2 separate regions of the Homo sapiens genome follow, and region 1 is linked to region 2. Evidence: chromatin loops called from intact Hi-C (ENCODE). Cell type or tissue: PC-9. All regions are shown on one strand. Each heading gives the region's core, and the rest is flanking DNA. Links, peaks and the distances in the headings are about the cores only.

What was found. A loop is a pair of places that touch in the nucleus more often than their neighbours do. Peaks named below come from ENCODE experiments on the same cell type or tissue, not always from the same donor. Only the 100,000 strongest peaks of a DNase experiment are listed, where the experiment ranks them.
Region 1: a loop joins it to region 2, with 10 times the contacts of the local background. A loop is called at or near these places in 2 of 110 quality-filtered maps.

Annotation. Positions count from the first base shown.
Region 1 is chr9:131,740,606-131,756,772 of GRCh38, forward strand. No RefSeq gene overlaps it. Among named protein-coding and RNA genes, the nearest start is that of RAPGEF1, 8.6 kb to the left of the region's middle. RefSeq lists enhancers at 3,710-3,769, 14,490-15,097. In PC-9, for the core only: CTCF peaks have their summits at 4,623 and 6,995 (motif pointing left); DNase peaks (open chromatin) are centred at 4,066, 4,406 and 6,926; H3K4me3 peaks cover 324 bases; H3K27ac peaks cover 1,559 bases.
Region 2 is chr9:131,169,279-131,185,445 of GRCh38, forward strand. NUP214 (nucleoporin 214) reads left to right here. Exons shown (of 36, transcript NM_005085.4): 22 at 4,777-5,040; 23 at 6,182-6,343; 24 at 9,033-9,132. Among named protein-coding and RNA genes, the nearest start is that of NUP214, 52 kb to the left of the region's middle. In PC-9, for the core only: CTCF peaks have their summits at 9,204 (motif pointing right), 9,406 and 12,146; no DNase peak of the experiment used is centred there.

The sequences.
Region 1 (16,167 bases), core at 3,456-11,455, 570 kb after region 2:
TTTTGTTTTTTGTTTTTGAGACCGAGTCTCACTTTGTCGCCAGGCTGGAGAGCAGTGGCGCGATCTCGACTCACTGCAACCTCTGCCTGCCGGGTTCAAGCAATTCTCCTGCCTCAGCCTCCTGAGTAGCTGGGATTACAGGCACATGCCACCATGCCCAGCTAATTTTTGTATTTTTAGTAGAAACGGGGTTTCGCCATGTTGGCCAGGCTGGTCTCGATCTTCTGACCTCATGATCCACCCACCTTGGCCTCCCAAAGTGCTGGGATTACAGGTGTGAACCACTGCACCCTGCCCGCACCCCCTTCTTAATTGGAGACCCCACACCAGGGCCTGGGAGTGGCCTCATAGCACCTCCTGCCAGCCCAGAGGCTCCAGCCGGGGAATGAGTCCACTCTGGCATGAAAGCCCTCTGCTGGCCCAAGGTCTATGCCAAGGCGGAGGATTCATTCTCCACCCCAGCCCTGCATGTGGGACTCAGTCACCCTGCCAGCGAGAGCCACCTGTCCCGGGCTGGGGTTGGCCCTACTCAGGCCTAAATGTCCCCTGAGGCCTAGAGCCTCCATGCTGGCCTGGGCCCAACTCCCTCAGGGACACAGCACACCCTGCCTGCCCTGCTTATTTGACATCCAGAAGGGCACCCTGGGGCTCAGCTGTGGAACTTTTCTAGTGTGGAAATGAGTTCATTAAAAGTCGTGGCTGGGCACGGTGGCTCACGCCTGTAATCCCAGCACTTTGGGAGGCCGAGGCAGGTGGATCACGAGGTCAAGAGATTGAGACCATCCTGGCCAACATGGTGAAACCCCATCTCTACTAAAAATACAAAAATTAGGTGGGCATGGTGGCACACGCCTGTAGTCCCAGCTACTTGGGAGGCTGAGGCAGGAGAATCTCTTGAACCCAGGACATGGAGGTTGCAGTGAACCGAGATCATGCCACTGTACTCCAGCCTGGTGGCTCCAGAGCGAGACTCCGTCTCAAAAAAAAAAAAAAAGTCGTGGTTGGGCACAGTGGCTCACGGCTGCAATCACAGCACTTTGGGAGGCTGAGGTGGGTGGATGACTTGAGCCCAGGGGTTCGAGACCAGCCTGGGCAATGTGTGAAACTCCGTCTCTACTAAAAATACAAAAATTAGCCAGGCACGGCGGCACCTGCCTGTAGTCCCAGTTACTTGAGAGGCTGATGAGGGAGAATCACTTGAGCCCTGGAGGCAGAGGTTTCAGGGAGTCATGATTGCACCACTGCACTCCAGCCTGAGTGACAGAGGAAGACCCTGGCTAAAAAAAAAAAAAAAAAAAAGGAAAAAAAAAGTCATTTAAGAATCAAAGGATCTGCTAAGTCTAAGCACTATTTCGGGTTCTGTGGGCCCTACAAAAGTGGGCACAATTGGTGCTTCCCTCCAAAGAGTTCACAACTTAGCTGGGAAGTCAAAGTTAAATCCTATAATACAAGTAGTAAATAACAACAAATTAGTAACGCAAGTGATGTTCCAATGTGGGGCAATTCTGCTGCCTGCTTCCTGTTGTTAGTCTAAGATGGAATACAAAGAAGTAGCACGCACCACCTGGGCTAGTTTTCCCTCCTGTTTCCCCCAAAATAAGTAAATTAAATAACCTAGTGATGGGGACAGGATTTGGGGGAGGTGCAGGGAGGAGGAAAAACTGCTAATGTTGTGAGAGATTCTTATTCCCATCTCCCTGGACAGTCTAAAGGGTCACCGATTCCACAACTAAGAGCTAGTCAGGCCGGGTGTGGTGGCTCACACCTGTAATCCCAGCACTTTGGGAGGCCGAGGTGGGTAGATCACCTGAGTTCAGGAGTTCGAGACCAGCCTGGCCAACATGGTGAAACCCCATCTCTACTAAAAATACAAAAAATAGCCGGGCGTGGTGGTGCGCGCTGGTAGTCCCAGCTACTCAGGAGGCTGAGGCACGAGAATCACTTGAACCTGGGAGGCAGAGGTTGCAGGGAGCCAAGATCGCGCCACTGCACTCCAGCCTGGGTGACAGAGCGAGACTCCCTCTTTAAAAAAAAAAAAAAGGAGATGGTCATAGATGGCAGCCAAATTTCCCATCATCATTTCATCAGTTGCAGCCCTCTAGAGGTCAAAGGCAAATCCAAAGATTGACAAATTCATTTCCCTCTTCCACCTGATGAATGGATGCTCTGATCCAGGGTGGCCCTGTTCAGCCCTCTTGGCAGATGCCTTACCAGGCAAAACTGGCCCCTGGTCCCAGGCCCAACCCCAAAACACACTCAATGCTGCCCCCAACCCTTCTAGGCTTCTGAGCTGAGAAGAGCCGATATTTTAAATCCAAAATCCTGGTTGAAAAGTAGAAAACTAGACTGCATGGATACTAGGTGCAGTCAGGGGTTTGTGAGAACACAAATATATTTAATAAATTATGACATATCCAATGACAAAAGATTTGCAAACAACAAAGTACTTTGCAAATGGACATTATGGTAAATCAGGGTCACAGAACTTACTTAATAAAGGCTATTCATCAAAGATGTTTATAACTATAGTAGAACACACACAAGGTAATGAAGCAAACGGATTCCCAAAGCCCAGTTCTGGCTGACTTGGAACCTTCTCATGAGCTGCTCCTGCTGTCTAGAATGTTCCCTCCCCTCCTCTCCACTTGGCTGGTCCCAGTCATCTTTTGCTTCTTAGTTTCACTGTCACTTCTATGGAGAATGCTTCCCTGACACGCCCCAACAGGGCCATCCTCCTGTACTGATTAGGAAACTTGATTTCACTCTCAGAAACCTAGCTCTGCTATTGCTTACAGCAAGAAGGGCATTTTTTGAAGATCATAATTAGTAAACCAGGTGTACAATTAGGTCCAAATGCAGCTAACCCAGGCTCTGGAACAAGGCCATTGGTCCTCTATGTTGGTTCCCTTCTCAGGTCATCTTTCTCTACAAGGTAGCAAAGGGTGAAGCTGGGCACCAGCAGTCCTGGGCCTGTCACCTGCCTGCTTAACAACCCCAATGGACAAAGAGGATCTCTTTCCTCATTGTTTCAAAGAGAGCCCCATGGCAGAGTCTAATTAGCTCAGTTTGAGTCACACGTCTATCCCCAGGCCAATGACTGCAGGAATGGGGTAGAATATGTGACTTGGCCAGCCTAGGAATTGTGCCAATTGTGAGAAAACTTGGGAGCAGAGGCTGTGGAACAGCCTAGCATCTCAGGAAGCTGAAGCAAGAGAATCACTTGAGCCTAGGAGTTCAAGCCTGTAGGGTGCTATGATCACACCTATGAATAGCTACTGCACTCCAGCCTGGGCAATAGAGTGAGACCTGTGTCTGAAAACAAAATAAATTGTAAGATAACAGAAAATAAAGCCCTATTAAGACAAGGGGTCATGCCGGGCTCTTGTACTGCGGCAGCACCAACTCCAGCAGAGGGAAGGGGCTCAGTCAACACTCGGGTGGGTGCTGTCAGGCCTTCTCCCAACATTCCAGGGAAGGATGGGGTGAGCCAGGTGACCACTCTACCCTAGCAGCTCTCCAGACTCCATGGTGGAAGATGGAAGAAATAGTTAGGTGGCTCTGAGCCTGCTCACAGAGACTATTTTAGATGGGGGCCCCTTGCAAAAGCGCCACATCCTCTTCTTGCGTTTGCAGACAACACTCAGCTATTCAGACAACAGGAACTCCACGAGACTCGGGTAGAAAACAGCCAGAGTGAGGCTGGTGGCCAGGGGCCCACCTCAGCTTGGATTGGTGGGATCTGTTAGCAGGCACCTGCCTGAACTCCCAGACACCACTGTCCGTTCCCTGTGGACAGAGAGTATTGCTTCATTACATCACCATTGTAGATCAGAGGAGGAGGTGAAACCATTACTAACAGGAGTCATGGGAATGAGGGCTGATGCTTCCTGAGGGCTGCCTGTGGCTGGGCACTGCTCAGTCACTGCCTCAATCCTGACATGAATCCTGGGAGGGCGGGGTCTAGATAAGAGAGTGTTTGTTTGGTCACGTGTTGTAGATACCTACTTAATGTTGGCAAAGGGGAATCTATTGGTAAAAAAAAAGAATGTCTCATAGGTAGAACCAAAGGGCAGGAAATTCAATACCTCGCCAGCAACTGAACTGCACGTAACAATCACTCACTTTCCCACACATCCCGAGGCCACTTCCTTCCCCAGCTCAGCCGTGAGACCAGACCCGCTAAGGATGCTCAATCCAAACCCAAGTTCCAGGAGAGAGGAGCTGATTGGCCCAGCTGGGGTCAGTGGTCCACCCCTGGCCCAGTTGGGTCTGGCCAGGTGGGTGGGGTTATGTAGGAAGCTGAAGGCCTGAGGGACGCGTGACCAACTCAGCATTCCACTGGAGTCTATATGATCAAACAGCAAACTGTTTATCATGAATGCAAGATGTGAACAAGCTCACGACTGCTCTTGCAGACAGAAGGTTTCCTGGAGGCAATCACTCCCTGGGGCCAAGGCTATCTACTGCGACATCTAGAGCCTGTTGTTCGAGGAATGCAGTCTTACAAGCCTACTCTGGGCCAAGCAGCTGACCCCTTCTTCCACCCCAGTTCTCACTACCTCTTTTGCCTAATAAATACAGAGGGCTGTGTAAAGCTCAGAGCTCTTGTCCACTAGAGGCAAGGTGCCCCCTGACCCCTTCTTCCAAATATACTCTTTTGTCTCTTGCCTTTTATTTCCGTGTTCGCCCCCTTTGTTCAGTCGCCCTAGGTCGGTGCGGGTTACATAGTGGCGCCCCGAACAGTGACAGAATCGGGCTCACAACAGGGTTACATGGTACAAACACAACTGCTAGAGGCTACACTTGTGGGTCCAGTTCTCAGCAAAGGAGGGCTTAGCATAGGTGTACCCTGCATCCTCTATGGCTTGTATTAACTCCATGTGGCTTAGTGGGAGACACGAAGACACATTTCTAGTAAGTGGTGGGGCTGGAACTCACACAGGTCAGCCCGCTCGGAGCTCGTGTTTTAACCATGGTGCTACAAATTCTCTACTCAAACTTCTCTTTATACCTCCTCCCCACAGTGTTTTACATATATGCTTGATCTTGGGTTCAGTTCAATTCAATCCACATAGATTGTATATCTTTAGAGTACTGGGCCTTATGAGAAAAACAAAGATAAATAAGATCTACATGCTGGTCTCCAAGAGCTTCAGGGGTGTTTGGGGGCAGAGCTTTCAAGTCTCAACCAGCTCTTCCAGGAAACCAGCTGTGAGGAATGTTCCAGCCGGGGGTGCCTAACATGCTTTCTGAGTGTGCAGGTATTCATTTCAATTTGGAGCATCAGGCAAGTCCAAATAGAGAAGGCAAATATTTCAGTGACTTTAAATAGGGTCAGTTATGTCATTTTTTTGTTTGTTTATTTGTTTGTTTGTTTGTTTGAGACAAAGTCTAACTCTGTCGCCCAGCCTGGAGTGCAGTGGTGCAATCTCGACTCACTGCAATCTCCACCTCCCGGGTTCAAGTGATTCTCCTGCCTCAGCCTTCCAAGTAGCTGAGATTACAGGTGTGCCACTATGCCAGGCTAATTTTTGTATTTTTAGTAGAGACGGGGTTTCACCATGTTGGCCAGGCTGGTCTCGAACTCCTGACCTCAGGGGATCCACCCACCTCGGCCTTCCAGGGTGCTGGGATTACAGGCGTGAGCCACCGTGCCCAGACGATGTTATGTTTTTATGGAGATTTTGCTCATTATTTGTTACGGAGAATATGAGGCTCCCACATTCCCCCATGCCTTGGGCCTCCATACAGCTGAATCCTGTTCTGGTGTCCATGTCCTTGATATTGAAGAGATGTCCACAGAGATCCTTAGAAAGGCCAGGACAGATGTCTGGGTCATCACTCCACTATCTAAATGTGGGATCTTTCAGGCTGACTCCAGCAGAACAGGCAGCAGATCAGCTTCATGGTAGTTTTGGCCTTTTTTCTCACAAGTAGGGATTCAGGCCAATTAGAAGACCTCTAGATCTCTGTGTACTCAAAGGCTGGTATGAAACAGACACATTTTTGATAATGACCCATAAGGCAACCACACAGCCTTGAGGATCAGGTTAAAATGGAATAGTCAAATTCATAGAGACAGAAAGTAATATGGTAGTTGTCCAAGGCTGGGGGTATGGGAGTATGGTGAGTGACTGGTTAATAGGTACAGACTTTCAATCTTACAAGATATGAAGAGTTCTAGAGATGGATGGTGGTAATGATTGCACAACATGAGTGCACTTAATACTACATAACTATACCCTTAAAAATGACTAAGGTGGGCCGGGCGTGGTGGCTCATGCCTGTAATCCCAGCACTTTGGGAGGCCGAGGCAGGTGGATCACGAGGTCAGGAGATTGAGACCATTCTGGCTAACATGGTGAAACCCCGTCTCTACTAAAAATACAAAAAATTAGCCGGGCGCAGTGGCGGGCGCCTGTAGTCCCAGCTACTCGGGAGGCTGAGGCAGGAGACTGGCGTGAACCTGGGAGGCGGAGCTTGCAGTGAGCCGAGATCGTGCCACTGCACTCCAGCCTGGGTGACAGAGCGAGACTCTGTCTCAAAAAAAAAAAAAAAAAAAAAAAAAAAAAAAAAAAAAAAAAAAAAGACTAAGGTAACCTGGGCATGGCATACTTGTAGTCCCAGCTACTTAGGAGGCTGAGGCAAGAGGATCCTTTGAGCCCAGGAGTTCGAGACCAGCCTGGGCAATATAGTGGGATCCCATCTCTACCAAAAAAAAAAAGACTCAGATGGCAAATTTTATGTAACGTGTATTTTACCACAGTAATCAAAAATTGGTGAAAATATGAGATTATTGGGCCCACAGCTGATGTCTACTAGTGTGAGAGGCCTGGGTGCTGTCATTTCCTTAAACAAGTCTGTAAACCTTACAGATGACCTGATGAATGGGGAAATTGTGCCAGTAATCTGGTAAACAGTGACAAGCAAACAGCAAGCGCACGCACACACACACATCTCTTCTGCCCCCTAGTGAACATCTAGAATTCTAAACTCCATTTGCTTAAAATCTAAAGAGCAATGTACTATCATTTTACAATTCTTTAAATTGTTAAATCTCACAGGAAATATGTGCTCATTTTTTAAAAAATAAAATCAGGCCGGGTGCGGTGGCTCATGTCTGTAATCCCAGCACTTTGGGAGGCCGAGGCGGGCGGATCACGAGGTCAGGAGATTGAGACCATCCTGGCTAACATGGTGAAACCCCATCTCTACTAAAAATACAAAAAATTAGCCGGGCGTGGTGGCAGGCGCCTGTAGTCCCAGCTACTTGGGAGGCTGAGGCAGGAGAATGGCGTGAACCTGGCAGGCGGAGCTTGCAGTGAGCCGAGATCACGCCACTGCACTCCAGCCTGGGCAACAGAGCAAGACTTTGTCTCAAAATAAATAAATAAATAAATAAATAAATAAAATAAAAATAAATAAAAATAAAAATTAAAAATAAAATTAAAAATAAAATCAAACACATATATAAAATAAAAACTGGAAGTCCCACTTTCACTCATAAGAGTTAACAGTTTAATGTACATCTTTCCAGATTTTTCTCTATTAAAAATATATCCATGTACGCTTTTTTTTTTCTTTGAGACAGGGTCTTACTCTGTCTCCCAGGCTGGAGTGCAGTGGTGTGATCTTGGCTCACCGCAGCCTTGACCTTCTAGGCTCAAGCGATCCTCCTACCTCAGCCTCTTGAGTAGGTGGGACTACAGGTGTGCGCCACCATGCCTGGCTGATTTTTTAATTTTTTGTAGGGAGGGGGTCTCACTATGTTGCCTAGGCTGGTCTCAAACTCCTGGGCTCAAGGTGATCTTCTTTCCTCCGCCTTCCAAACTGCTGGGATTACAGGTGTCAGCCGCTGTGCCCAGCCCCATGCACACATTTATGGTGTTTTGTATGAATGAGTTTAAATGGTACACATCAGTTAGCAAGACAGAGGCTGGCTAAATGCTCACCAAATCTATTTTTGGGGCACACAGCTGGACTCGTCTCCCAGTTAGGTGTGGCCAGGTGCTCTGAACAATAGATGAGGGTGAAATAATGATTGCCACTTCCGTGCCCCACTCATAAATTTCTCCAGCACCTGATGGTTGACATTTTCCTTTCTCTTTCAGCTTTGATGATGTGTGGAGATAGAAGGAGCCTAGGTCCCTGAATGACTGTCTGGGGTAGAGCCGCCCCCTCCCAGTGGACCTACTTTGGGCTGTGACATCAGAAAGAAATGTAGCTTTACTGGATTTGTTATAGCAGTTCACCTATCCTGTCCAATGCAATCTAAGACTTGCATTTTTCATTAAGTATATTAATATATTGAACATCTTTCATGCTAGCAAGTATAAGCCTATTGGATATTTTAAGTCATTCAAGTGTATGAATGTATAAAAATGTATTTGATCATTCTCTGCTTTTTTTTTTTTTTTTGAGACTAAGTCTCACTCTATCGCCCAGGCTGGAGTACAGGGATGTGATCTCAGCTCACTGCAATCTCTGCCTCCCAGGTTCAAGCAGTTCTCTTGCCTCAGCCTCCCCAGTAGTTGGGATTACAGGCGTGCACCACCACGCTCAGCTAATTTTTGTATTTTTAGTAGAGATGGGGTTTCACTGTGTTGGCCGGGCTGGTCTCAAACTCCTGACCTCAAGTGATCTGCCTGGCTTGGCCTCCCAAAGTGCTGGGATTACAGGCATGAGCCACTGCGTCCAGCCTCTCATTCTCTTCTTGATGGATACTTATATTAAACTCCTGGGCCCAAGCGATCCTCCCATCTCAGCCTCCGGAGTAGCTGTGACCACAGGTGTGTGCTGCCGCACCCAGTTAATTTTTTAAAAAGTTTTTTTGGGGCTGGGGGTGGTGGCTTACTCCTGTAGTCCCAGCACTTTGGGAGGCTGAGGCAGGCAGATCACTTCAGGTCAGGAGTTCGAGACCAGCTTAGCCAACATGACGAAACCCCATCTCTACTAAAAATATTTAATATAAAAATTAGCCAGGTGTGGTGTCTCATGCCTGTAGTCCCAGCTACTTGGGAGTCCGAGGCACAAGAATCGTTCAAACCCAGGAGGGGTTCTCCTCCAGGGTTTTCTCTCAGGAAATGTCACCTCTTTCCACAGGTTACTCAATTCAGAAGCCTGGGCTTGGGATCCACTGTCACCAACACCTCGAGCCATTGGTCTGCCCTCCAGCCCCACCTCCACTCTCCTTGGGTGTCAGGCCTCGTGATCTTCTGCCTGAGTCACTCCTAATGGGGCTCCACCTCCTTTCTTCTCACAATTTCTTCTCCAAATTGTGGCCAGAGGGGTCTTCATGCTAAACCGACAGTGGTATCACTCTCCAGGTTAAAATGCCTTCAGGGCCAGGCGCGGTGGCTCCCGCCTGTAATCCCAGCACTTTGGGAGGCCAAGGCGGGTGGTTCATAAGGTCAGGAGTTCAAGACCAGCCTGACCAATACGGTGAAATCCCATCTCTACTAAAAATAAAAAAAATTAGCCTGGTGTGGTGGTATGCACCTGTAATCCCAGCTACTCGGAAGGCTGAGGCAGGAGAATTGCTTGAACCTGGGAGGCAGAGGTTGTAGTGAGCTGAGATCGCACCACTGCACTCCAGCCTGGGTGACAGAGAGTCCATCTTGGGGGGGAAAACAAGCTTTCAGATACTCCCCATCTTCACAGCACAGAGCCCAGTCCTATGGTGGTCTTCAGTCTCCTCTCTCCCACCAACCTCACGAGGCTCACGCTCTTCCTCCTGGTCATGCTTAACCAGTGGAGCTCTCTGTGCTGGGCCCACCCCCATCACCTTCCCATCTTCCATCATTGTCCCGATGGTCCCTCCTGTAGGGCTCACTTTAAAGGTAACCTTTGAGAAACCTATCATGTCATGCAGAAGGAGCAGCATTGGAGGAAAAAAGAAAGAACGAGAAACCTATCACTTCAGCTCATCACTCAACCAAAACAATATTTTATCAAGCAGAGTCTAATTCATGCCCAATAAACAGCATCCATTGAAAGTATACAACGTGATGTGTTTTGGCGGATGTCTACACCCATGAAATCACTGCTGTCAGTCAAGATGCAGAACATTTTCTTTCCTCCAAGGGTCTCCTTGTGCCCCTGGGTCCCTAAACCTTCTTCCACCACCAGCCCCAGACAACCACAGCGGTGTTTTCTGTCACTGTAGATGAGTTTGCATCTTTTAGAATGTGACATAATGGAACCATCCAGGTGTGTCCTTTTTTGGTTATATGTCAATTTTAGAATTTCTTTTTTTTTTTTTTTTGAGACGGAGTCTCACTCTGTCACCCAGGCTAGAGTGCATTGGTGTGATCTTGGCTCGCTGCAACCTCTACCTCCCCGGTTCAAGCAATTCTCCTGCCTCGGGCTTTTGGGTAGCTGGGACCACAGGTGTGCGCCACCATGCCCGGCTAATTTTTGTATTTTTAGTAGAGGCGGGGTTTCACCATGTTGGCCAGGTGTGTCTCGAACTCCTGACCTCAGGTTACCCCCTGCCTTGGCTTCCCAAAGTGCTGGGATTACAGGCGTGATCCACTGAGCATGGCCTGGAATTTCTTGGGTTGAGCATCTCCCCCAGCATAGCATAAGATACACAAGGACAGTGTCTGTCTTATGCACATCTGTGCACAGGGCCTGGTACATAGTAGGTGCTGAGTGAATACATGTTGAGTAGATCCGTAAATTCTCCACTCTTTGTTTATCGGGGGCAGGAGCTATTTGGATCAGGAAGATCTTGAGTCTTTTTAGCAAGCTGAGTGACAAGGCGCTTGCTAGCAGAAAAGTACCTTCTGGCTGGGTGGTGTGGCTCACCATGTAATCCCAGCACTTTGGGAGGCTGAAGTGGGAGGGTCATTTCAGCCCGGCAGTTTGAGACCAACCTGGGCAACATGGAGAGATCTCGTCCTACAACAAAGTTTAAAAATTGGCCAAGTGTAGTGGCACATACCTGTGGTCCTAGCTACTTGGGAAGCTGAGGCAGGAGGGTCTCGTGAGCACAGAAGGTCAAGGCTGCAGTAAGCGCTGATCACGCCACTGCACTCCAGCCTGGGTGACAGAGCAAGACTCTGTCTCAGAAACAAAACAAAACAAAACAAAACAAAACAAAACAAAACAGTATCTTCTTGGACATCCGTGTTTCAGGGGTCTAGTATCCCTGGAAACCCAGGCTTCCCCTCCCACTCACACCCCCTGTGGCAGCTGCTAGGCCCACAGTTCTCAGCATGAGGCGTCCTTTTTTTTTTTTTTTTTTTGAGACAGCATCTCGCTCTGTCACCCAGACTGGAGTGGAGTGCAGTGGCATGATCTCGGCTCACTGCACGCTCCACCTCCCTGGTTCATGCCATTCTCCTGCCTCAGCCTCCTGAGTAGCTCAGACTACAGGCACCTGCCACCACGCCCAGCTAATTTTTTGTATTTTTAGTAGAGACGGGGTTTCACCATGTTAGCCAGGATGGTCTCAATCTCCTGACCTTGTGATCCACCCACCTAGGCCTCCCAGAGTGTTGGGATTACAGGCGTAAGCCACTGCACCTGGCTGAGGCATCCTTTTGAAAATCAACTACTTTTTTTAATAATAAAAAAATTTACATTGTGGTAAAATACACATAACGTAAAATTTACTATCTTAACCCTTTGTTTTTTTTGAAGAGGCAGGGTCTCCCTCTGTCACCCAGTGGTGTGATCATGGTTCACTGCAGCCTCAAACTCCTGGGCTCAAGTGATCCTCCTGGCTCAGCCTCCAGAATAGCTGGGATTACAGACACGTGCCGCTGGGCCCAGCTATCTTAGCCATTTTTAAGTGTGCCCTCCAGTGGCATTAAGCACACTCACATTGTTATGCAACCATCACCACCATCCATCTCCAGAATGTTTTCATCATCTTAAACTGTAACTCTGTCCCCATGAAACACTGACTCCCCATTTTCCCCTTCCCCAGCTCCTGGCAACCTACATTCTATATCCTGTGTCTACCAATTTGACTATTCTAGCACCTCATATCAGTGGAATCATCCAGTATTTGTCCTTTTGTGACTGGCTTATTTCACTTAACACACATCCTCAAGGTTCTCCTGTGCTGCAGCATGCGTCACAGTGCCACTCCCTTTTCAAGGCTGAATAATATTCCTTTGTATGGATGAATGGACCACATTTTGTTTATCTATTTGGACACTCGGCTTTTGGCTACTGTAAATAATGCTGTTATGAATATGGGTGTATAAATATCTCTTTGAAACTTTACTTTCAATTCTTTTGGGTATATACACAGAAGTAGAATTACTGGATCGTATGATAATTCTATTTTTAATTAATTAATTTGTTTTTTGAGACGGAGTTTCACTCTTGTTGCCCAGACTGGAGTGCAATGGCACAATCTCAGCTCACCGCAACCTCCGCCAACTGGGTTCAAGCGATTTTCCTGCCTCGGCCTCCCAAGTAGCTGGGATTACAGGCACCACCACACCTGGCTAATTTTTTGTATTGAGTGGAGATGGGGTTTCGCCATGTTGGTCAGGCTGGTCTTGAACTCCTGACCTCAGGTGGTCCACCCACCTCAGCCTCCCAAAGGGCTGGGATTACAGGTGTGAGCCACTGTGCCCGACCTTAATTAATTAATGTATTGAGGCAGGGTCTCACTCTGTTGCTCAGGCTGGAATGCAGTGGCATGATCCTGGCTCACTGTAACCTCAACCTTCTAGGCTCAAGCGATCCTCCTGTCTCAGCCTCCTGAGTAGCTAGGACTGACTATAGGCATGTGCCACTACACCCAGCTAACTTTAAAATTTTTTAAATTTAAAAATTTCGTTATGTTGCCCGGGCTGGAGTATGTTGCCCAGGCTGGGTCTCAGCCTCCTGGGCTCAGGTGATCCTTCCACCTTGGCCTCCCAGAGTGATGAGATTACAGGCATGAGCCACCACGTCTGGCAGATTATTCTATTTTTAATTATTTCAGATACCACAGTACTGTTTTCTCAGCGGCTGCATCAATTTACATTTCCATCAACAGTGCATCAGGATTTCATTTTCTCCACATCCTCATCAACACTTTCTTTTCTTTTTTTTTTCTTTTTTTTTTTTTTTTTTATGAGACAGAGTCTTGCCCTGTTGCCCAGGCTGGAGTGCAGTGGCATGATCTCAGCTCACTACAACCTTTGCCTCCTGGGTTCGAATGATTTTCCTGCTTCAGCCTCCTGAGTAGCTGGGACTACAGGCATGTGCCACCACGCCCAGCTATTTTTTGCATTTTTAGTAGGGATGGGGTTTCACCATATTGGCCAGACTGGTCTCAAGCTCCTGACCTCCAGTGATCTACCCACCTCAGCCTCCCGAAGTGCTGGGATTACAGGCGTGAGCCACCGCGCCCAGCCTATTTTCTGCTGTTTTATAATAGCCATCCTAATGGATGTGAGGGAAAGCCGACTTCTGAGAACTGGCTTTTGTTTTGTTTTGTTTTGTTTTGTTTAGTTTAGTTTTGTGTTTTTTGAGATGGAGTCTTGCACTGTCGCCCAGCCTGGAGTGCAGCAGTGCGATCTTGGCTCACTGCAACCTCCGCCTCCTGGGTTCAAGTGATTCTCCTGCCTCAGCCTCCCAAGTAGCTGGGATTACAGGCAACGGCCCCTACGCCCGGCTAATTTTTTGTATTTTTAGGAGAGACAGGGTTTCACCATGTTGGCCAGGCTGGTCTCAAACTCCTGACCTCCAGTCATCTACCCACCTCAGCCTCCTGAAGTTCTGGGATTACAGGCGTGAGCCACTGCACCCAGCCTATTTTCTGCTGTTTTATAATAGCCATCCTAATGGATGTGAGGGAAAGCCAACTTCTGAGGACTGGCTTTTGTTTTGTTTTGTTCTTTGAGATGGAGTCTCGCTCTGTCACCCAGGCTGGAGTGCAGTGGCGCGATCTTGGCTCACTGCAACCTCCGCCTCCTGGGTTCAAGTGATTCTCCTGCCTCAGCCTCCCAAGTAGCTGGGATTACAGGCAACGGCCACCACACCTGGCTAATTTTTTGTATTTTTAGTAGAGACGGGGTTTCACCATGTTGGCCAGCCTGGTCTCAAATTCCTGACCTCATGATCCTCCCACCTCGGCCTCCCAAAGTGCTGGGATAACAGGCGTGAGCCACCACACCCGGCCGAGGACTGGCTTTTTACCTCTGCAATGTCTCCTCCCCCCAGAACCCTGGTCCCTTAAATCACACAAATCTCAATGCTGGGAAATCTCAGCTCTGTCTCAACAGCGATTCCTCAGCCTGAGAGCCATCAATGGAAGCCTGGGGCCGTCTGGACTTTTCAGTGTTAAATATGCATTCTCTCCATGCTTGTGAGAGCCTGTTCTAGACGCACCTGGCCGGGGGGCTGCCTGCTGACTCCAGCTCCTGCTTTGTTCCTCCCCCTGCCCCCACCACTGGGAATTCCAGAACAACAAGGCCTCTTGCTCACCTGGATAGCGAGGAGGGGCTGAGAAGACGCCTGGTTGCTGGCTCCGGTTGGCACCCAGCCTTGTTCTTCTCTCTTCTGCCAACTGCTTTTAATTTTATACTCTCTTGTCTTATTTTTATGAGCACTTGTGAGACATGCTTAATTGTTTGTCTTCTCCCAGAACAAGGAGGGTATAAATAAATAAATGAGAAATTCACAAGAGAGTGGGCTGGGCACAGTGGCTCACGCCTGTAATCCCAGCACTTTGGGAGGCCAAGGCGGGAGGATTGCTTGAGCCCAGGAGTTCGAGACCAGCCTGGGCAACATGGTGAAACCCCTTTTCTACTAAAAATACAAAAAACTAGCCAGGTGTTGTGGCGTGCGCCTGTAGTCCCAGCTACTTGGGAAGCTGTGGTGGGAGGATCATCTGAGCCCAGGAAGTCGAGGCTGCAATGAGCCATGATTGTGCCACTGTCCTCCAGCCTGGGAGACAGCAAGACCCTGTCTCAAAAAAAAAAAAAAAAAAGAGTGGTCTGTGGATATAACTAGCAAGGTCTCTTCTACACGCGGACTTAATAAAAAATCGACTCTTCAAAGTCTCCAGGATGTAACCACCACCAGCCTTACAGGTGACTTCACATCCCCTCTTCCTCACCCACCAGCCCCGATGTGGGTGGCATTAGGACCAGCTCTTCCTCCCCAGGGCCCTGCTGCAGTACAGTGAGGTCTTACTGAGTGCTGTGATGTCAGCTTTTGCTGTCACATGGTGGCGCTGTGGAGCCCTGCGTGGCTTTCGGCTCCCCACCTCCTCGCTCCGGCTGCTGTGAATGAACTGCAGGTGCTGTGTGTTTTCTGCTTCTCCCTTCCTCCTGGAGATTCTTTCCTGGGCTTTTTTTCCTGCTCCTATGCCACTGGCACCTTGTGGCCGCCCCCCCCCCCAACCACCCTCACCTTGTCACAGTAATACTTGTTACTGTGTTAGTTCTTTGTTTGTTTTTTAGAGATGGGGTCTTCCTATATTGCCCAGGCTGGACTCGAACTCTGGGGCTCAAGTGATCCTCCTGTCTACAGGTGCATGTCACCACACCTGGCTAATTTTTGTATTTTTTGTAGAGACAAGGTTTCAGCATGTTGCCCAGGCTGGTCTCGAACTCCTGGATTCAAGCCATCCACCCGGGTTGGCCTCCCAAAGTGCTGGGATTACAGGCATGGGCCATCGCACCTGGTGCTTTTTAGTGTTTGTATTGAATAATATTGTTATCGATTTTTTTCGGTTAACAGAAAAAGTTAGAAGGAGAAAGTAAAAACCACTCCGAATCCCACAGTTCTGTGATAACCACTGTTAACATTTTGGCAGAGAGGCTTTCAGACCAGTTTCCCAGAGTACGCTCCCTGGAACACTAGCCCTGAGAAATGCTCCTTAGGGGGAAAACGTGGGGAATCCCTTAGTCAAAAGATCCCGGGAAGAGCCGCATTCTTCTCATTGAGCATCACACATCAGCAAAGTAAAGGCACAGAGTTCAGCTTTGCCCAAATCAGTGAGCCCCTCAGAATCTTCCATGGGAACCCCTGGGATTGCAGCTTGTAAAATGCTATTTTAAGTTCTTTGCTATGAGTGGACCCCATGTATATGCACAAGGCACATTCTTAAAAAAAAAAAAAAAAAGGTTTGGCCAGGCGTGGTGGGCTCACGCCTGTAATCCCAGCACTTTGGGAGCCCGAGGAGGGTGGATCACCTGAGGTCAGGAGTTC
Region 2 (16,167 bases), core at 4,972-12,971:
CTGCCTCAGACTCCCAAAGTGCTCGGATTACAGGTGTGAGCCACCACGCCCAGCCTCTGCTTACATTTAAATTAAATAAAATTGCAAGGCAAGGTGGTGCATGCCTGTAATCCCAGCTGTTTTGAGGAGGCTGAGGCAGGAGGATCACTTGAGCCCAAGAGTTCGAGGCCAGCCTGGGAAAGGAGTGGTGAGACCCTGTCTCAGATAAATATATAAATTTTAAAAAGAAAAATAAGTAACATTTAAAATTTAGTTTTGCAATCCCAGTAGCCACATTTCAAGTGCTCAGTAGGCACATGTGACTAATGGCTACTGTAATGGCAAACACGTATAAAGAACATTTCATCATTGCAGAAAGTTCTACAATTCAGAGTAGGGGTTGGCAGATTTTTCTGTAAGGGGCCAGCTGGAGAATAGTTGAGGTTTGCAGGTGCTGTGGTTTCCATTGCACCTACCTAACTCTGCTGTTGTAATGGGAAAGCAGCCACAGACCATGTGATGAGAGGGGCATGTCTGTGTTTCAGCAAAACTTTATATTTCTGCAAAGAGACAGCTGGTCTATGGTTGTAGTTTTCTGACTCCTGCTCTAGAATGTTTTGCCTTTCTTGGTGTTTTACATTTTCATATTAACCTTAAAATTGTCTTGTTAAATTCTACCTCCCTGTACCTAGAGTAGTCAAAACTATAGAGACAGAACTAGAATGGTGGCTGCCGGAAGCTGGAGGAGGGAAAATGGGGAGTTAGTGTTTCATGGGGATGAAGTTTCAGTTCGGGAAGATGAAAACGTTCTGGAGATAGATGGTAGTCACGGTTATACAACATTAGGAATGTATTTATGCCATGGAACTGTACACTTTAAAATGTGACTATGGTGCATTTTATGTCATGTATATTTTACCACAATAAAAAAATAAATAAATAAAAAAGAAGGGAGGCAGGAGAATCGCTTGAACCCGGGAGGCAGAGGTCGCAGTGAGCCGAGATCATGCCGTTGCACTCCAGCTTGGGCAACAAGAGCGAAACTCCGTCTTTAAAAAAAGAAAGTTTTGGGGGAGGAATTTTGCCTTCCTCAGCCTTCAAAGGAAAGTTGAGATTTTGATTGGAATTGTATTGAGTCTCTAGATCAACTTGAGAATTGACATTTGTGCAGTAGTGAACTCTCAGTTCCTGAACTGGGTACATATTTGTATATTTGGGTGTTCTTTAATTTCTCTTAATGTTTTCTGCGTGGGAGACATGCACATCTTTTGTTAGATTAATTGCTAAAAATTTAATTGCAAAAATTTGTTGCTCTTATAATGGTAGATTTTTTTTCCTTAAATTTTATGGTTTATGTTGGATGTAGTATCGAGAAATACCATTGATTTATGTGTATTTACTTACAGCCAACAACCTGGCAGAATTCATTTATTCTAACACGTCTGTAGCTGTTTCTTGGCCTTGTAACTATGGAAACAATGAAATCCTCCATGGATACTAATGGTGACGTTTCTGCCTTTCCAGTCCTTTTGTTATTATTATTATCATTATTATTATTATTATTATTTTACCTTACTTCACTGGCTAGAACCTCCAGTGCAGCGTAAAAGTGTCGTGTAGCTCTCCTTGATCTCAAAAGGAGCACTTTCTATAGTTCATCCTAAGATGTGAGGTTTGCTGCATCTACTGAGATGATCATATGACTTTCTATCCTTTTGTCTCCCCACCCTCCCTGCCCTCAGTCATGTAGCTTTCTACCTTTCCTTATCTGACGTAGAGTGTAAACAGAATAAGATTCTTTAAATTTCAGTGGGACGCTCTTTCTAATGCCAGGCAGTTAGCTGCATCCTTGATCACAGCAGAGAGCAGCACCCATTAATGGTGGAGGCAGCACCATTGGCATAGTGAGCAGTCCATGCCCCATGCTTCTGTGAGTGAGCATGCCCATTGCATCTTTCAGTTGATGGGGTTCCTCCACCGAAGGCAGGTAAATTGCCTCAGAAAGGTGAAGGAAGGAACTAAGAGTACCTTCATGTTACATAGGACCTTGGAGGTTACATAGTTATTCCAGTGTCTCTTTCTGTCTAGTTCTTGAAGGTGATGTGATTATTTGAGTCATCTTTTATTGTTACTATCAGGAACTACAATAGGATTTTGGAGAAATTATGGAGAGAAATTTGGCCCCAAGAAAACATGGGTTTGTATTAGTTTCCTATGGATGCCGTAACAAATTATCACAAACCTAGCGGCTTAAAACAGTACCTAGTTGTTATCTCACAGGAAGATTTTCTTTTTTTTTTTTTTTTTTGTTATACTTTAAGTTTTAGGGTACATGTGCACAATGTGCAGGTTAGTTACATATGTATACATGTGCCATGCTGGTGTGCTGCACCCATTAACTTTTCATTTAGCCTTAGGTATATCTCCTAATGCTATCCCTCCCTCCTCCCCGCACCCCACAACAGTCCCCAGAGTGTGATATTCCCCTTCCTGTGTCCATGTGTTCTCATTGTTCAATTCCCACCTGTGAGTGAGAACATGCGGTGTTTGGTTTTTTGTCCTTGCAATATTTTACTGAGAATGATGATTTCCAATTTCATCCATGTCCCTACAAAGGACATGAACTCATCATTTTTTATGGCTGCATAGTATTCCATGATGTATATGTGCCACATTTTCTTAAACCAGTCTATCATTGTTGGACATTTGGGTTGGTTCCAAGTCTTTGCTATTGTGAATAGTGCCGCAATAAACATACGTATGCATGTGTCTTTATAGCAGCATGATTTATAGTCCTTTGGGTATATACCCAGTAATGGGATGGCTGGGTCAAATGGTATTTCTAGTTCTAGATCCCTGAGGAATCGCCACACTGACTTCCACAATGGTTGAACTAGTTTACAGTCCCACCAACAGTGTAAAAGTGTTCCTATTTCTCCACATCCTCTCCAGCACCTGTTGTTTCCTGACTTTTTAATGATTGCCATTCTAACTGGCGTGAGATGGTATCTCATTGTGGTTTTGATTTGCATTTCTCTGATGGCCAGTGATGGTGAGCATTTTGTCATGTGTTTTTTGGCTGCATAAATGTCTTCTTTTGAGAAGTGTCTGTTCATGTCCTTCACCCACTTTTGGATGGGGTTGTTTGTTTTTTCCTTGTAAATTTGTTTGAGTTCATTGTAGATTCTGGATATTAGCCCTTTGTCAGATGAGTAGGTTGTGAAAATTTTCTCCCATTTTGTAGGTTGCCTGTTCACTCTGATGGTAGTTTCTTTTGCTGTCTCACAGGAAGATTTTCTGTGATGATGGAAATGTTCTGTATCTTTGTTGTCCAACAGGGTAGCTACTAGCCACATGTGGCTGTAGAGGACATGAAATGTGGATAGTGCAATCGAGGAATTGATTTTTCATTAATTTGCTTTTGATTACTTTAAATTTAAATAACCACATATGGCTACTGGCTACCAAATTGGCTAAGACAGCCGTAGCACATAGCATTGGTTTTTAGTGGCATTTGTTTATGTTATACTTACATTATGACAATAAAATCTTGCAGAGCCATGTGCACATGGGACACAAAAGTCAATAAATATTTGCAGAGCCATTTTAAATAACTTGGGGAGGGAAGAAAAAGGGCTAGATTATTTTGTTTGGTTTTTGTTTTTTCCAATATACAGGAAGTATTCACTTGCATTCTGAAATTTATGATAGAAAGTTAACATGACATAAAGCCTTACTCTTCGTAGTCTAAACAGAAGGCCGGGATTCAGTTCAATTCAATTCTATTTTCTCTTTTGGGTTTTTCTTGTTGTTATTTGAGAAGGAGTCTCACTCTGTTGCCCAGGCTGCAGTGCAATGGTGCAATCTGGGCTCACTGCAACCTCCACCTGCCGGGTTCAAGCGATTCTCCTGCCTCAGCCTCCTGAGTAGCTGGGAGTACAGGTGTGCACCACCACGACTGGCTAATTTTTGTATTTTTTAGTAGAGATGGGGTTTCACCATATTTGCCAGGCTGGTCTTGAACTCCTGTCCTGGTGATCTGCCCGCCTCAGCCTCCCAAAGTGCTGGGATTACAGGCTTGAGCCACTGCACCCAGCCTTTTTTTTTTTTTTTTTTTTTTTTGAGACAGAGTTTCACTCTGTTACCCTATTTTTTGTAGAGACAGGGTCTCACTATGTTGCCTAAGCTGGTCTTGAACTCCTGGCTTCAAGCAGTCCTCCTGCCTCAATCTCCCAAAGTGCTGGGATTATAGGCCTGACCCACTGCACCCAGTCTCTTGTATTTTTTTTTTTTAAACCTAATTGTCTGAATCAGAAGAATCATTAGATTTATCTGGAAATGTTCGAGACACTCAGGACCGAGGACATTCTTTCTAATCCATTTTGCGTTGGACCTGTTCTTAGAAGCTTATCATTGGAAGGTGACAGTAATGGTGTGATTGTTCACCCCACCATGGAAACTTGCCTGTTACATTTCTAGTATATTATTATTATACTAGTGAGGGCTCCAGGCTTCTACTTTGACACCAGCATTAATTCTGTCTCTTACTTTTTCACATTCTTTTAACAGCCCCAAGATGTTCTCGTTCACACACCTCAGTTTCTCAAATCCCCATCTGAGCAAAGACCCAAAACCATTTTTGTTCACATTTGACAATACCTGCTCCCACTTAAAATAAGTAATAATTAAATCATTTTACAAGTTGAGTATTTTTTTTTTTTATCAACAGTGAAAATTACTTAGCTTTTGGGCTTGCTTTGAGTTGTCTAAATTGTGTTTTGTTTGGGGCTTTTGTAGCCAGCCTGTCTCGATCAGCCTTTCTGTCTCAGAGATATTATGAAGACTTGGATGAAGTCAGCTCAACGTCATCTGTCTCCCAGTCTCTGGAGAGTGAAGATGCACGGACGTCCTGTAAAGATGACGAGGCAGTGGTTCAGGCCCCTCGGCACGCCCCCGTGGTTCGCACTCCTTCCATCCAGCCCAGTCTCTTGCCCCATGCAGCACCTTTTGCTAAATCTCACCTGGTTCATGGTTCTTCACCTGGTGTGATGGGAACTTCAGGTAAGTAAACAGTGGGAAAGGAAACTGTTTTTCCCTATGATGTTTCTAACTAATGACGGAATTGTAACTGGGTCTTATACTGTCACACCAATATGGTGGTTGGCTCCAGCCCACTTTTTTTTTTTTTTCTTTTTTTCTTTTTTTTTTTGAGGTGGAGTCTCACTCTGTTGCCCAGGCTGGAGTGTAATGGCGCGATCTAGGCTCACTGCAACATCCACCTCCTGGGTTCAAATGATTCTCCTGCCTCACCCTCCCAAGTAGCTGGGATTACAGGCGTGCACCACCACGCCTGGCTAATTTTTGTATTTTTAGTGGAGACGGGGTTTCACCATGTTGTGTTGGCCAGGCTGGTCTCAAACTCCTGACCTCAGGTGATCCACCTGCCTTGGCCTCCCAGAGTGGTAGGATTACAGGCATGAGCCACTGCACCTGGCTGCTCAACTCACTTCTGCTTATATTCTAGAAATTAGAAGACTGATTGAAAAGATGTGTGTTCCCCTTGAAAGCAGTTGCTAGGCCATTGTGAGGAAGGAGATGGCTCTCCAAGTTTATGCGCTATAACAGTTTTTCTGCTGAGCCAGCTTGTTTTTTAAAACAGATCTTTTTCAGAAGTAAAAGGGGGCTGTTTGCTTCAGTTATAAAGCAACATCCACACTCATATCTTTTAAATCCTGGCTCATTTCAGCCTGACTTGTGGCATATTCTGCCTCAGAACTCACCAGCTCTGATGCTTGTGGTCAGTATTGGCTCACTGTACTGACAGGTGTTGTGCCCCCACACTTTCAGTACAGTGTCAGGGCTTTGCATCAAAGTGACTTCCAGCAGAGAAAAATACCAGTGTTAGGTACTAGAATGAAGAGAATTTGTGAGAGGGGATCAGGGAATTGGTCTATGTTGGTATAAAAGTTGTATCTCAATCAGTATCAGGAAATGATGATGTATCTTAGTAGAGGTGGGTAGGCAAATTTCATGCGATAACTGAAAGATATAGATGCCAGCCTGTTAGTTTACTGGTACTTTTCTATGTTAACGCTAATTTTAGCATTTTCCCTGCAGTCGAACATAAAGAATTTACCAATTTAACCTTTTGTATTTTCCTGTTCTCTCACCCACTCACACTTAATTTTTCTTTTCCTCTTAGTGGCTACATCTGCTAGCAAAATTATTCCTCAAGGGGCCGATAGCACAATGCTTGCCACGAAAACCGTGAAACATGGTGCACCTAGTCCTTCCCACCCCATCTCAGCCCCGCAGGCAGCTGCCGCAGCAGCACTCAGGCGGCAGATGGCCAGTCAGGCACCAGGTAAAAGCTGTAGCCCCATACCTGTACAGAGGCTGATTATGAGCTGTCTGAGTCACAGGCCAGGACAGCAGGTGGCAAGAAACAGTGGGCGCTCTTTGGTGCCCTTCAGAAGAGAAGATTGATGTGACAGCCCTCTCCCCTTTGTGGAGAGAGTTCTAAGAAAGCAGAGACTAGGTCTGAAAATCTTTGCTTTTAAGGGGAGGGATTAGAACTGCCACATTTAGTTAAGGTGGAAATCAGTGGGGTTTGTTTTTTTTTTTAAACAAAATTGCTAATCCTACTTTTGAATAATGTCTGCTTAGAGCCCTAAAATTATAACCTTTGAAATTCGATCATCGAATAACACTAGCGTCATCTCTTAGTATCTTACAGATTGCAGCTACCCCAAGAGGTAGGTATTTGAATGGCTATTTTGGCTGGGCATAGTGACTCATGCCTGTAATCCCAGCACTTTGGGAGGCTGAGGTGGGAGGATCACTTGAGGCCAGGAGTTTGAGACCACCCTAGGCAACATAGTGAGACCTCATCTCTAAAACAAAACAAACACAAACAAACAAAAAGAATGACCATTTTGTGTTTGAGTAATCTGAAGTTCAGAGAGGTGAAGGTTATCCCACCAATAAGTAGCAGAACCCAGACTCTAACCCTCTGCTCTTTTTCAGTTGAGCATTTTTTCTTCTCCAACTATATCTTGCATGAAGCTTTTTTTTTTTTTCTTTTGAGACAGGGTCTCACTGTGTTGCCTAGGCTGAAGGACACTGGTGCGATCACGGCTCGCTGCAGCCTCCGTGATCTCCCGAACCCAGGTGACCTTCCCACCTCAGCCTCCTGGATAGCTAGGACTACAGGCATGCACCACTACACCAGGCAAATATTTAAAAAATTTTTGTAGAGACAGGATTTCACCATGTTATCCAAGCTGGTCTCAAACTCCTGGGCTCAAGTGATCCACCCGCCTCTACCTCCCAAAGTGCTGGGATTATAGGCATGAGCCACTGCTCCTGACCAAAGCTTTTTTTTTAACATTGTAAAATTTAACTTTTACAGAAGGAAGCGCTAATAAGTCAGTTAGCACTTAACATTTCGTCAGTGGCTTGTCATTATCCCAAACTTTCTACTACTTTCTACGTTAATGTACATTGTACATTAGGATTTTACAGTCTGCGTAGTTGGTCTCAAGGACTTCAGTTATCACTAGTTATCAGTTTTATAAGCTAGTAGTTCTCAACTAGAGGCTGCCCCCACTTCCCTGTCCTCCACCCCTGAAACAGTTGGCAGTGTTGCTGGCATTTAGTGGGTAGAGGCCAGGAATGCTGCAAAAAAAAAATCTTTAAAATGCATAAGACACCCCCACAACAAAGGGTTATCTAGCCCCAAAATGTCAGTAGTGCCAGGGTCAAGAAACAGATATAAGCCAAATATTTTCATTTTAGCTGAGTAAAATTATTTTTTAGATGTATCACTGCTTACAACACTTATCAATTTAGAGTTTTTTTTAAAGACTAAAAAGACATAATAGTTTGATTTAGGAAAAAAGAACTAACATTAAACAGTGATAAGTCAAAAGATTGTAAAGAAAAATTCAAATATTAAAACCTTTATTAAGACATCTAACATATATATTGAAGAACAAAACAAAGATAACTTTTGAGGTACCTTTGGGCTTTCTAAAAATAGAATTCTTTGATCTCTTTAAATATTACTTGGACCAGGTAGAATCTTGCCATTGTGCTGAACAGGCCTGAAATCAAGTTGATCAAGTCAATGATCTGTAAAACGTTAAAATCTATTAGGATTGAGGATTGTTCCACTCAGCAGAAGGTGGTGTGATCTGTATTATCATGTTGGATGCAAAAATTTCTAAGGTATAGGCACCTTTGAATATGAAATATGAAAGATGTGCAGTCGTGGGCAAGATGTTCTGGTCACTTCTTTGAAAGAGGGAATAAAAGAGAATTAACTACAGGTCTGTCATTCTGCTTGTGATAACCACTTTCACCTTGGCCAGTGATGCAGTTAGTAATGAGCCACAAGCTTTGCTCAGGCTTCCTTAATTGCTAATTATAGAATGTCATTAAGTCTTTTGGGATACAATTTACAATTATAAGACGAAAGCTGATGAGGAGGTGTCAGATATATGCCTCTTAGTCTCTTCTCCCATTATTGTCCAAGCTCCATTTTCCACATTTTATTCATTATGCCTTTCTGTCTCACTAGGCCATGAGTTTCTTTAGAGAAGAAACTATAGATACATTTTGTATTCGCAGCCCCTAACACAGAGCCTGGCACATAATAAGCCCATGTTAAAGAAAGACAGTGAATGAGTGGCAGAAATCCTGAGTCTAGATGCTGTTAATCCTCTAGCTCAAGCTGCCCTTTTCCAGGACAGACCAGCAGTGTGGCAGGTGTCTCAGCTCTGTGTAGAAAAGCTGGCCAGAGAATTCTTTTCCCCTACTCTAGTACATTCGATTCAGTTACAGGAAGCCTTGTTCCATCACCTGTGTTAATGGAGTAGGCCAGGTGTTCCTTTGAACACAATGCTGCAAGAACTACCTAGAGTAGATTTCCTTCACATGATAAGGCTCTAATCTGCTTGGGCTCATGTCTTGGTTTTTCATTTATATGTGGCTAGAACTTTTTATCCTTTGCTGGAATTAATATGGTGTTCTCTCTTCTCTGTTTAAATTAGCTGTAAACACTTTGACTGAATCAACGTTGAAGAATGTCCCTCAAGTGGTAAATGTGCAGGAATTGAAGAATAACCCTGCAACCCCTTCTACAGCCATGGGGTATGTTCTGACTGCAGTGTGTTTCAGCCCCTGGCTGCTTCTGTAGTAGCGGTGGACTGCCTGCAGGGAGCAGCAGTGCCACTGTCACAGTCTGGTTTTCCTGCACCGCCTTAGGTTATAAGGGGGGTGGCGGCTAAGCCTGCCTACACAATGCATTTTCAGGAGACTGTCCTTTTTAACTGGCCGGTGACAGTTGCCTCACAAACTTTTAAAGTTTGTCTTGATGCTGTATGCTCAGTTTCTGTTTGCCATGTGTAAGTCTCTGTGTGGTACACATTAGGTGTGCAGGTTGATTTTTTTTTTTTTTTTAATGCCCTAGGGGTTCCAGAGTTGATGCTTTGGGTCTCATGCAGACTTGATTCTGGAAACTGTAATCTCAAGGGTGACACTCTCCTCCCTCACTTCCCTTCTCCAGGCATTTCTGTTCTTCCCATTTCTTTTGCTTTTGTATAAAAGACAGCACCTCTGTTTGGAGACTTTAGCTTCTCTGCCATGCCATGTTTGAGGGCTGGATTGTTGCTGGTGGAGCTCACTTGTTTTTTTGGTGGTGGTGGTGGTTTTGTTGTTGTTGTTGTTGTTGTTTTTTGTTTTTTGTTTTTTCTTAGACAAGGTCTCACTCTTGCCCAGACTGGAGTGCAGAGTGCAGTACGATCATGGCACACTGTAGCCTTAACCTTCTGGGCCCAAGCCATGCTCCCATATCTGCCTCCCAAGTAGCTGCTGGGACTACAGGCACATGACACCACACCCAGCTAATTTTTTAATTTTTTGTAGAGATGGAGTTTTTGCCATGTCACCCCAGGCTGGTCTCAAATTTCTGGGCTCAAGTGATCCTCTCACCTCATCCTCACAAAGTGCTGTGATTATAGGCAGGAGCCACTGTGCCCAGCCTAGCTCATTTGTCTTTAGTCCTCATCTGTGTTCGGAATTCAGGGTGCTGACTCCCTCCCGCTGCCCTGGGCAGGTTCGCAGAACATGCCTGTGCCCTGCTTTGCCCTGCATATTTTGTGACTGTGATCCCTTTAGACCAACCACCATCCCCTGTGGCAAAGGGAAGAGTTGAGGGACATTTCCTCACTTGGAACATGGGGATCTTGAGGACTAGTATCAGATTTCAGGGAGTTAGTGTCTGGTACCCATGATTAGTCTAGCAGCAAGAAGGGCAGCCATAGACCTTGTGGTTCTCCACAGCGTGCCCACCCTCTGCCATTGCACAGAGCAGATCTGCCCACGGTTCTGTTTTCCCTCTCTCAAGTGGCCCTGCCTCACTGGTCCGCTGGCCTCTTTTTTTCCATGTTGTTCTGTTTATCAACACTGCTTGTTTGAGGAATTTTTAGTTATCTCAGGGCCATACTAACAGCCAAAAAACAAGCCTTCTCTATTACTATTTTGTAGTGACCTCGGAGCCTTGGTATGCTGTTTAGACCAAGATGGTATTTGTGGTTGTTGCAAGCTTTTCAAGGGAAAGAACTATGCATTAGAGTTTGGGAATTGTAGCCAGATTCCCAGCATAGGGAAGGCAAGGCAGAATGTTACATAAGATGGGAAAACTCAGCATATGGTACAGGAAGTATTGTCTAGTGTTTCTGAGATATATTAGGTGCTAACCATGTATGAGAAGCACCTTTTGGAGATTCCACTTCTCCTTTTCTCAAGCTTCATTTCCCTAAATGGTTCATCTGAGCTGATCTTTGATGAAGGGTTTGTTCAAGGAGTAATTTTGAGTCTACTCTTTCTGACAAAAAATCTCAGACAACTTAAGAAATCTTGAAGAAACTTTCTGTTCCATTCTCCACAGAATTAGACTCTGGTATAATTATTTCATGTGTATGCCCAGCATGGTGCCTGAAATGTAGAAGCATTCCTTTCAATAATCATTTATTGAATAATAGGTAAACTCTACTCCAAACATAAATTGAAAAGTGAAAATTGGTGTTTACTGCCACCCCTCCCCAGGAAAGATCGAGAGAATATGTTCATTGTAAAATGACTTGCTTTCAGATTCTTTTATGTTTTATTTTTAAAATTATTTTCAGCCAGCTCTCGTGGAACAGATTCTTTTAAACAGTAGTTTCCTAAGTGTATTTTAAGTATTTAATTTTGCAGTTAGCTTTTTCTCAGTGGTATCTACAGAAGATTCATCATAGGATGAGCTTACATATTTCTGCCATTGGTGTACTTTATGTTCATTGGCCTCATCCATTCAGTTCGTTGGAAGAGTGTTTATCTGGCGCCAACCCACAGCTATTCAAATTCCTTTGCAGTGCTCCATCGCTTGATTCAGCAGATTCTTACACAGCGTCTGCTGTGAGCATGATACTGCCCTGGGTACTAGAGATAGGGTAGTTGAATAAGACAAACCAAACAAGAAGACAGCCGGGAAACTGCCAATTACACAAACACTTATTTTGGTGTGCATTCATTCATTTATTCATTCTTTCAACAAATACTTAATGAGCATTTGTTGTATGCCACACAGTATTCTTAGGAGCTGGAGATAAACTACCTGTTTTGTTGTTAACAAAATAGACCAAAAAAACTAACAGACTGATTGTTTGGAGAGACAAACAATAATCAAAATAAATAAGTAAAATATGTAATATATTAGATGGTGATATGGTGTGATGGAGAAAATTAAAGCGGGGGAAAGGTTAGAGAGTATTGTCTGAACATGGGTTATAATTTTAAATAGGGTGGCCAGGGAAGGCCTTCTCAGGAAGGTGACCTTTGAATGAAGAGAGAAAGGCCACACAGCAGGTCTCATTAATATCTCGGAAGAAAGCTCCAAGCACAGGGCCTGTAGCAGGAGCGTGTCTACAAGTTGAAGAGCGAGTCAGGGGGGACCTCTGGTGACGAGAGTAGAGGGAACAAGAGGAAGAATGCTGGGGGAGTAGGTCAGGAAAGACTGTTGGTGGACAGTGTCTGTTTGAGTCCCTGCTTTCAGTTCTTTTGGGTATGTATGTAGGAGTGGAATCGCTGGATTACATAGCTCAAACTGGTTTACAGAGGTGCTGCACCATTTTTCATTCCCAACAGCAATGTATGGGGGTTCCAGCTTCTCCACATCCTCACCAACACTCATTATTGACTATCTTTTTGGTTATAGTCATCCTAGTGGTATAAAATGGTATCTCACACTATCAGTGGTTTTGATTTGCATTTCCCTAATGGCTGGTGATATTGAGCATCTTTTCACGTGCTTATTGGCCAGTTGTATCTTTGGAGAAATATCTATTTAGTTCCTTTGCTCCATTTTAAAATTAGGTTGTCTTTTTATTTTTGAGCTCTAAGTTTCTTTATATAATCTGTATTCAAGTCTCTCATCAAGCATATGATTTGCAAATATTTTCTCCCATTCTTTGAGTTGTTTTTCACTTTCTTGTTGTGTCCTTTGACACGAAAATTTAGTCCAGTTTATCTATTTTTTCTTTTGTTGCTTGTGCTTTAGGTGTCACATGTAAGAAACCATTGCCTAATCCAAGGTCATAAAGATTTACACCGATGTTTTCTTTGAAGAGTTATGTGGTTTTAGCTCTTATATCTAGGTCTCTGATCCATTTGGAGTTAATTTTTGTAAATGGTGTGAAGTAGAGATCCAACTTCATTGTTTTGAATGTGGATATCCAGTTGTCCCAGCACCACAACATATCTTTTCCATCCTTTTATTTCAACTTATTTTGTCTTTATATTTAAAATGGGTTTCTTGTAGCACAGCAATGTGAATGTACTTAGTATCACTGAACTACATGTGCACTTAAAAATGGTTACTTTTAAGATGGCAGATTTTGTTAAGTGTATTTTACCACAATAAACAAAAATAATTTAAAAAAATAAAATGGATTTCTTATAGATTAGGGGTCCCCAGCCCTGGGCTGCAGACCAGTACCGGTCTGTGGCCTCTTAGGAACTGGGCCACACAGCAGGTGAGCGGCAGGCAAGTGAGCATTACCACCTGAGCTCCACCTCCTGTCAGATCAGCGGCAGCTTTGGATTCTCATAGGAGCATGAACCCTATTGTGAATTGCACATGCAAAGGATCTAGGTTGCATGCTCCTTATGATAATCTAACTGAATAAAATATAAAATTATAGCCTGATGATCTGAGGTGAAACAGTTTCATCCTGAAACCATCCCCCTCCGCTGTCCGTCTGTGGAAAAAATTGTCTTTCACAAAACCAGTCCCTGGTGCCAAAAAGGTTGGGGACCACAGTTGTAGACAGTATATAGTGGGCCTTAGCTTGCTTTTTTTTAATCTTGACCATCTGTGACTTTTAATTGGGGTGATTAGATCGTTTACCTTAAGTGTAATTATTGACATGTTTTGGTTTAAATCTGTTATATAGCTATTTGTTTCTATTTATCCCATCTGTTTGTTGTTCAGTTTTTGTTTTTCTGCCTTTTTTTGGGTTAAATGTCTCTATGACTCTATTTTAACTTTTTTGTTGACTTATTGGCTATAACTTGGTGTTATTTAAGTGCTTACATTAGGGTTTATAGTATACATCTTCAACTTATCACAGACTGTCTTCAAGTGATACTATATTACTAAAGAATAGTGTAAGAATCTAACAGCAGTATTCTATTTTCTCCCTTCACCACCTTTATGCTATTGTGCATTTTACTTCCACTGTATTGTAAACCTCATGATACATTGTTATAAACAGTTGACTATCTTTCCTCCCCACTACCCCCCAGATGGATTCTTCTTCTGTCGCCAAGGCTGGAGTGCAGTGGTGCGATTTCAGCTCACTGCAACCTCTGCCTCCCAGGTTCAAGTGATTTTCCTGCCTCAGCCTCCCTAGTAGCTGGGATTACAGGTGCCCACCATCACACCTGGCTAATTTTTATATTTTTGGTAGAGACGGGGTTTCGCCATGTTGGCCAGGCTGGTCTCGAACTCCTGACCTCAGGTGATCCGCCTGCCTCGGCCTCCCAAAGTGCTGGGATTACAGGCTTGAGCCACCGCGCCCGGCTGACTATCTTTTAAATACATTTAAATAAGAAGAAAAAAGTTTACATGTTTATACATATAGTTACCATTTCCAGGGTTCTTCATTCCTGTGTCTGGTCCCAGCTTGCCATCTGGTATAATTTTTCTTCTGCTCAAAGGACTTCCTTTAATGTTTCTTGAGGTTCATATCTGAATTCTTTTAGCTTTTGTATGTCTGCAGAAGTCTTTATTTCACCTTTGATTTTGAAAGATATTTTCACAGGGTAAAGAATTCTAGATTGGCAGTTTTTTTCTTTCACTGATTTAAAGATGTTCCTCTACTTTAAAAATAATAACTCTAGTAATGACCAGAAACTTAAAAGGAACTTTAATCCTTTTGTTTTTCTAATTACAAATGTTTGTTGTAGATATAAAAAAGATAGTTAAAAAGAACAAACTTAAAATCACCTTTATTCCCACCACAAATGTATGATTGTTATTTACACATTTTTTCATCCTTATTTTATGAAAATGTTTCTTGTTAGAGAAAAATTTGGATGCATGCTGCTTTGTAAATTTGTAACCTTTTCAGCTTAATCATGAAATGTAATCGTTTACATTTTCCATGTCATTAAAAATTCTTACACTATTCGTATTTTTTCTTTTCTTTTTCTTTTTTCTTTTTCTTTTTTTTTTTTTTTTTTTTTTGAGATGGAGTCTCGCTTTGTCACCCAGGCAGGAGTGCAGTGGCGCAATCTCAGCTCATTCCAACCTCCGCCTCTCAGGTTCAAGCGATTCTCCTGCCTCAGCCTCCTGAGTAGCTGGGATTACAGGTGTGCACCAGCACAGCCGGCTAATTTTTGTATTTTTAGTAGAGACGGGGTTTAACCATGTTGGCCCGGCTGATTTCAAATTCCTGACCTCAGATGATCCACCCACCTTGGCCTCCCAAATGCTGGGACTACACGCGTGAGACACTGCAGCCGGCCTCTCTCTTTTTTTTTTTTTTTTGAGATGGAGTCTCGCTCTGTCACTCAGGCTGGAGTGCAGTGGCACAATCTTGGCTCACTGCAACCTCTGTCTCCCGGGTTCAAGCGATTCTCATGCTTCAGCCTCCCAAGTAGCTGGGACTACAGGCACCTGCCACCACACCTGGCTAATTTTTTTGTATTTTTAGTAGAGACGGAGTTTCACCATGTTGGCCAGGCTGGTCTCGAACTCCTGACCTCAAGTGATACACCCACCTCGGCCTCCCAAAGTGCTGGGATTACAGGCGTGAGACACCGTGCCTGGCCTATTTTTTCATATTTAATGTGGATTTTTTCAAAGCTCTAATGCAATTCCGTCTTAATTATTTAAGTTACTTAGCATCTAAACATTCATGCAGGAAATACAATTTGCTTTAACAGACTTTTGGATACTATTTTAAAGAATGTGTCTTTGAAGACATTAAATTTACCAATGGAGAAAATAGTTGGCAGTTATATTTCCATCGACAGATGTCAAAAACGCCCAAGAATTGAATATAGAGTGTTTGTTTTCAGTATCTTCTATCATTTTCATTCTTTTTCCCTGTTGATTTCTTTGTTTCTTCAGTTACTCTTGATAAGTTCCACTCTCTCATATATGAGTATGTATGAAAAGATACATGTGATAGTGATTAAGATTTACCAAAATAAAACATAACCAGGTCTCTTGTTTTTTATGCTTTTTAAAATCCTGAAATAAGTTACAAGAAGTTGAGGCTTTTTACAACAATGGGATGAGTATTTACCTTGTTGAAGTTCATTAAAGTTGGAGGGATCAATAGCAAAGGGCCTAGGTGACATTTTAATGCTTCACAACCCAATTTTATAATTGTGTGTAGAGTACACATCCATGGAACATGTGTGCATTTGTCTGCCTCTGTTGGCATGTAGTGCTGGTAATGTGTGGCCAAAAACAGAAAAAAATGACTCTTCTGTGTTTTATTTTTCTCCAAGAACCCGAGTTTCCAGACTCTTAGTGATCTGTGCCTCTGTCGCTCATTTCTGAAGCAGGAACTTTAGTGTTGCTGGCAATGTCAGTGTCATTTGTAGACTCACTCAGTAAAGAGATGTCTCTTT